2 separate regions of the Homo sapiens genome follow, and region 2 is linked to region 1. Evidence: chromatin loops called from intact Hi-C (ENCODE). Cell type or tissue: heart left ventricle. All regions are shown on one strand. Links, peaks and the distances in the headings refer to the core of each region. The heading gives the core; the rest is flanking DNA.

Region 1 (2,920 bases), core at 169-2,668:
TACATAAAGTCTTTTGGTCACTGATCTATTTATTTTACTTAGCAACATATTATAAATATTTTCCATACCAATTGATATTTTCTTTAATATGTTGTCTAGCAGCTACATACAGTTCTGTCATTTGGATGTATTGTAATCCTTTATTTATTAAGTCATAAGTAAGGCTTTGATGGACATCTTTGAATGAAAATCTTTAACTTCATCTCTGATTACTCTTAGGATAACCTCCTAGAAGTTTACCTTCTGTTATTAATACATGCCCATGTTTTTAATCAGCAGTCTTCAAGTTCATCCTTTGATTCTACTTACTTAGGAGTCATTTCACCACCAAACAATAACATGAATATAGATGCCAAAACAAAAGGAATGAAAATGCCTCCAGTAGACCCAGAAACATGTTAAAGATTGAAGCTGTTCGTTAAGGAAAGCTTTAAGGCCAGACCAGAGATGAGCTATTTCCTGAAACATCAAATAGAGAAAATGAGCTGATGTCAACAGAGAGATTCAAGAGAAGTTACTATAACACAATTTCAAATTAAATTTCCAACACTTCCAGAAATAAGTGTCACTGAGGAAAGTTAGAAAAGACACGGGCACACTGTGCAAAAACAATGTATTGCTTGCAGTGATAATAAATAAACTTCCAATATTTGTAGATCAGCATGTCAAAGATAAAATGGTTGGTAATATGAGTCACATCTATTTTATTTTCTATCTGTGTTATGGCTGCATACATTTAAAGAGTGAGATAACTTTACAAAGTTTATTATGAAAAATAACAGTGGTCCCACCCAGTTGCTCTCATTTTCTCCTTGTCAGAGGCAACCATTTTTCACATCTTTTTAGCCATTATCTTGGCATTTACCTCCATAATCCTAAATAGTTTATTTATATGCTTGTTTTTACCCAATACTTTTCTGGTTTTTTGTTAAATCAATTGAGAGTACTTCTTAATTTTTCTTTTTTTTTTTCTGAGACAGAGTCTCCCTCTGTTGTCTAGGCTGGAAGGCAGTGGAGCCATCTCGGCTCACTGCAGCCTCAACCTACCAGGCTCAAGTGATCCTCCCACCTTAGCCTCCCAAATAGCTGGGACTACAGGCATGCATCACCATGCCTGGCTGATTTCTTTTATTTGTTTGTTTATTTTATTTGTAGAGACAGGGTCTCACCAGCTTGCCCAGGCTAGTCTTGAACTCCTGGGCTCAAGCAATCCTCCCACCTCAGCCTGTCAAAATGCTGGGATTACAGCACCCTGCCACTTCTTAATATTTCTTAGATGAAATCATTACACTTTGACTTTCCACTGTGGAAGATGAGAATTTAACTCTATTTCCACTAGCATCAACACACACACACATCCTCTCAATATAGTTATCTATCAATCTATCTGCATGTGCATGTGTGTTGTATAATCTTGGTTAGATCAATAACCAGTGATTACATTATTATAATAATACTCTCTGATTACTTTTCTGTACAATTCTGTTTTCCCTGGAATTAATGATGATTGTTTTCTCTGTTGGTTTAGCTTTGTAATGGCAAATATGTATTTGCCATTGAGTCAACTTCAACCTTTCCATCTAGTCAAGAATTATTTAAAGACATTCAACTGTCTAAATCAAGACATTCTGATGCATTAACTGTTCTGCGATTTTTGCCTGGAAGTCATCTCTCCTAGAAATGCTGATGGCTCCAATTTAATCTGGTACACAGATCAGACTGTGCCTGGTACACAGCTGCCTCACCCTCATCCTGAGGGGGCCTTTCGTGTTAGACCTCCTGTTTTCTAAAACTCATGTCTTCCTTTTTCTTGATCAATTATCCCAAAATTATCAATTATCAAGAAAAAGTGCTTGGGAATTAAACATTTTGAGATCCAGAAAATGTTTTTGTGCTCCCCTCTCACTTGATTAATATTTGACTGAAAATAGAATACTAATCTAAAAATAACTTCAATAGCCTCATAATTTTAGGTGGCATCGATCCATTGCTGTGTAGATTTCAGAACTGTTGCGAAACACAAAGACCTTCACATTTCCAGTCCTTTGTAAGTAGCTTGGTTTTCCCCTCTGGAAGCCCATAGGATCTTCTTTTGGTTTTAAGTGGTCTGAAAGCTCTTGATTCGGTACCTTCATGTGGTGTTATTTTCCCTGGTTGTTCTGGATGTTTCATTCTGTGAAATCTTCTGACTGAGTGTTTATTTTCATTCCCTCTGTTTTTGCAGTCTTATCTTTTCTCTTTTCCCTCATTTCTGTTTTTATTTTTGTTCCACTTTGAGATAACTTTATCTTCCAAAACCTCTTGTTGGTTTTCCATTTCAGCTGCAGTGCTTTTAATTTCTAAAAGCCCTCTTTTATTCCCTTGATTTTTTTAATAGCAAAGCAGCATCTTGTTCGTGTTTCATGGATGCTTTCTCTGAGAATTTAATTATATTTTTAAGTAGTTTTTCTTACATGGTTTCTGTTTCTCCAATTTGTCTTTTGCTATTTGTTTTTGTTTCCATCTTTATTTTTAGAGGCTCACCTCAAATGCCTAGTGACCCCTGATTGTCTGCTCATGTTTAAGAGCAAAGCCTTAAAATTCTGATTGGAAGCGGTCAACACACGGATGGGGCTTATTGAATGTGAGCTTAAGTGTAAAGTGACCAGGTTGGGCCATTCCCTTAGGGAACCTCTGACATTAGTATCTTTAGGTCTTTCCTCTTGAATTGGGCAAATTCCCCAGAGAAGAACCATCTGGTCTCTTGCCTGGAGGTTAGAGGCCTGGCTGTCAATATTATGGGAAGAGGACTGGGGGTCAATGCCCCTGTATCCTTTTTGTTAACTGTGCCTAGTGTTCCCCAGGACAGAGACCCCCTCCTCTTAGTACTCAGTCCAGAAAATAACACTTATCTCCTGCTGGGAGTGGTGAGAAGCAGCCC
Region 2 (2,920 bases), core at 170-2,669, 100 kb after region 1:
GAGAGGCTGAGACAGGCAGATCATCTAAGATCAGGAGTTCAAAACCAGCCTAGCCAACATGGTGAAGCCTCATCTCTACTAAAAAATACAAAAATTAGCCAGGTGTGGTGGTGCATGCTTGTAATCCTAGCTACTCAGGAGGCTGAGGCAGGAGAATCACTTGAACCCAGGAGGTGGAGGTTGCAGTGAGCCAAGATCACGCCACTGCACTCTCGCCTGGGTGACAGAGCGAGATTCCATCTCAAAAAACAAACAAAGAAAAAAAAGAATTTGGCTTTGCCCAAAGAGAGGTCTGGCCTTTGCCTTCATCTTCTGGGATGAAATCTATGTCATTTCTCATAGGAGGATCTTTGTTTAAGGCAGGGGCTGATCCCTTCAGATTGTAGGGTGGGGCTGGCCATACTCAGTAGTCTTAGGGTGGGAGGTAGTCGTGCTAGAAAGACCAACCATGTGCCTTAGAGTGGGGGCTTTGTGTCACATGGTATCACTCAAGCTGGAGGCTGAGTTCAATCACACAGACAATCAATCAATCATGCGTACATAATGAAGCCCCAATAAAAACTCTGGATAACAAAGTTCAGGTGAGCTTCCCTGGTTGTCAATACTGCATGTATCTTGTCACACATTAGTATCAGGAGGGCCCACACACTCCACATGGAAAGAGGGCAACAGAAGTTTTGCAGTTAGAACCCTCCCAGACTCTGTCCCTTCCTTTGGCTGATTTCAGTCTCTGTCTTTTCCCTGCAGTAAACCATAACTGTGAATATTGCAGCTTCCACTGAGTTATTGGAATCTTTCTAGAACATCATCAAACCTGAGGGTGGTATTGGAAACTCCCCCAAACTTGCAGTTGGTGTTAGAAGTGAGGGCAGTCTTGAAACTGTGCCCTCAAATATTGCAGATTTGCTAAATCTGGGCAAATAGCCTTAAAGCAAAGCATACTGTGATCTGGGTTAGTCCACAAGGAAAACTTTATTTTAGGACAAAATTGCCAAATTCTGAAAATGAGGGTTCTGGAATCCATCTCAAGAGACCTCTTAAAACAGTCTCATCTTCCTTCCAAGGTGTGGTTTGTGCTGACCACAGCAGAGCACCAGCCAGAAGGCCCTAGAGTCCAGAAGGTCCTCATCCAGGGGGTGGACCTCTCTCCACCCCTAAACCTCCAGAGCTTTCCCATCACATTTAGAATGAAATCCAACCCTCTTACCCTTTTTGTGTGTTTGTGCGTGTGCTATTTCCCACTACAGTGTAAATCTAGATAACTGCCAGCACATACTAGACACACTGTAAATGTTTGCTGAATACATGAATAGCCCAAATATAAAGAATATAGAAATGCTTATTTTTGCCAGCAAGATTTCATCTCTGGCTTAATTTTTTCTTAATTGAGATATAATTCAGATTCCATACAATTCAGTCTTTTACAATTCAGGGCTTTTTAGTATGTTTACAAAGTTGTGCAACCTTGTAAATATGGTAAATCACCACTCTTTATGTTAAACTACCACTATTTTAATTTCTCTGGCTTAACTTTAATACCAGTTCATCCTTCCTCTCTACCTTGTGGTTCTAATAGGAGCTGCCAATCATAATACCCCATATTCATCAACCCTAGGCAGGGCCCAGGGCCTAGGCGAGGTCACATTCCCCCAGCACTTTCCAACAGAAACTAAGAAAGACCTTCCTTCTCGGGTGGGGAAGCTGGGAGGAATGAGTACTGAGCCAGAGTGCCCAGATCCCTTGCCATGTGGAAGCAGTTGGTCCATGATAGCTAAGAATAAATCTGACACACAGAGAGAAAACACTGATTCTGATTGTCCCCAAGGCCAGCCATCCCATTCTACTTCACACAGTTTGGTTACATTAGCCAACAATCCTCCCCTAGTGGAGTTCCAATGGCTTTCTGTAACTTGAAACTTAAGGTATTCCAATCAATAAAGTCCTTGTCCTGCTCACACATCCTTCAACACATGCTTATTAAGTGTTTACTGTGTGCACGGCACTGGCCTTGGAGAGTAAAATCTAGCAGGGCCACAACAAGTGTGGTAAATGCAATGAGAGGGAAATGTGCAGAGAAAGCATCTCACCCACAGTCAGGGCAGAAATGACATCTAAGCTAGGACCTAACTTTAGAAAGGAGTAAGTATAGGAAGAGAAGTACACAAGATGCCATGGGAATCAGAAGCAACCAGCATCCACAGGAGAGGTAAGGGAAGCTATAGGAACCATGTGATGTTCGAATTGAGCCTTAAAGGATGGATAAGATGTAGATATTTAGAGAAAGGGCATAAGAGCGTCTCAAGTAGAAGAAAAATTGAGTAAAGGCCAGATACAGGAAACAGTGTGAAATTAACAGGAATCTAGGATACATGGAGGGAAGAGGTAGGAATTAGGCTGCAAAGGCAGATTGGGAGCACTCAGCAAGACAAAGCTCTTCGGGTTTAGGGCAGGGAAGCAGCATGTTCAGCTCTGCGCTGTAACAGCCAGGAGAATGCAAGATAGAGAAGATGGGCAAGATGGGGTCAGGGAAACCAGTGTGGTGCCTATTGCAATAGTCCAGAGAACAAGATGATTTAAACCAGCAGAGTGGCCAGGGAAGTAGATAAGAATATATGTGAGCATAACTGAAGAGGTAGAAATAAGATTTAATAAAATAATAAAATAAATAAATAGTAAAATAAAATAAGCTTTAATTAGACGTGGTGCGAGTGGAGGAGAAAGAGGGACTAAACATGCCAATGATGACAATGATGATGATGGTGATGATGATGACGGTGATGGCCTTAAACTGGGCTAAGCCTTTTATGCGCATTATGTCATTTAATCTTCACAACCCTATGAAGTAGGTCCCATTCTTATCCCCACGTTAGATTCTAGAAAACTGAGGAACAGAGAGATTAAGTAACTCAAACAAGGAGAT

Evidence for each region. A loop is a pair of places that touch in the nucleus more often than their neighbours do. Peaks named below come from ENCODE experiments on the same cell type or tissue, not always from the same donor. Only the 100,000 strongest peaks of a DNase experiment are listed, where the experiment ranks them.
Region 2: a loop joins it to region 1, with 2.3 times the contacts of the local background. A loop is called at or near these places in 8 of 110 quality-filtered maps.

Annotation. Positions count from the first base shown.
Region 1 is chr13:44,810,999-44,813,918 of GRCh38, forward strand. No RefSeq gene overlaps it. Among named protein-coding and RNA genes, the nearest start is that of LINC00330, 2.8 kb to the left of the region's middle. In heart left ventricle, for the core only: no CTCF peak of the experiment used is centred there; no DNase peak of the experiment used is centred there; H3K27ac peaks cover 1,369 bases.
Region 2 is chr13:44,910,882-44,913,801 of GRCh38, forward strand. All of the region lies in intron 1 of LOC107984619 (a long non-coding RNA gene), which reads right to left. Among named protein-coding and RNA genes, the nearest start is that of TRE-TTC2-1, 5.7 kb to the right of the region's middle. In heart left ventricle, for the core only: no CTCF peak of the experiment used is centred there; no DNase peak of the experiment used is centred there.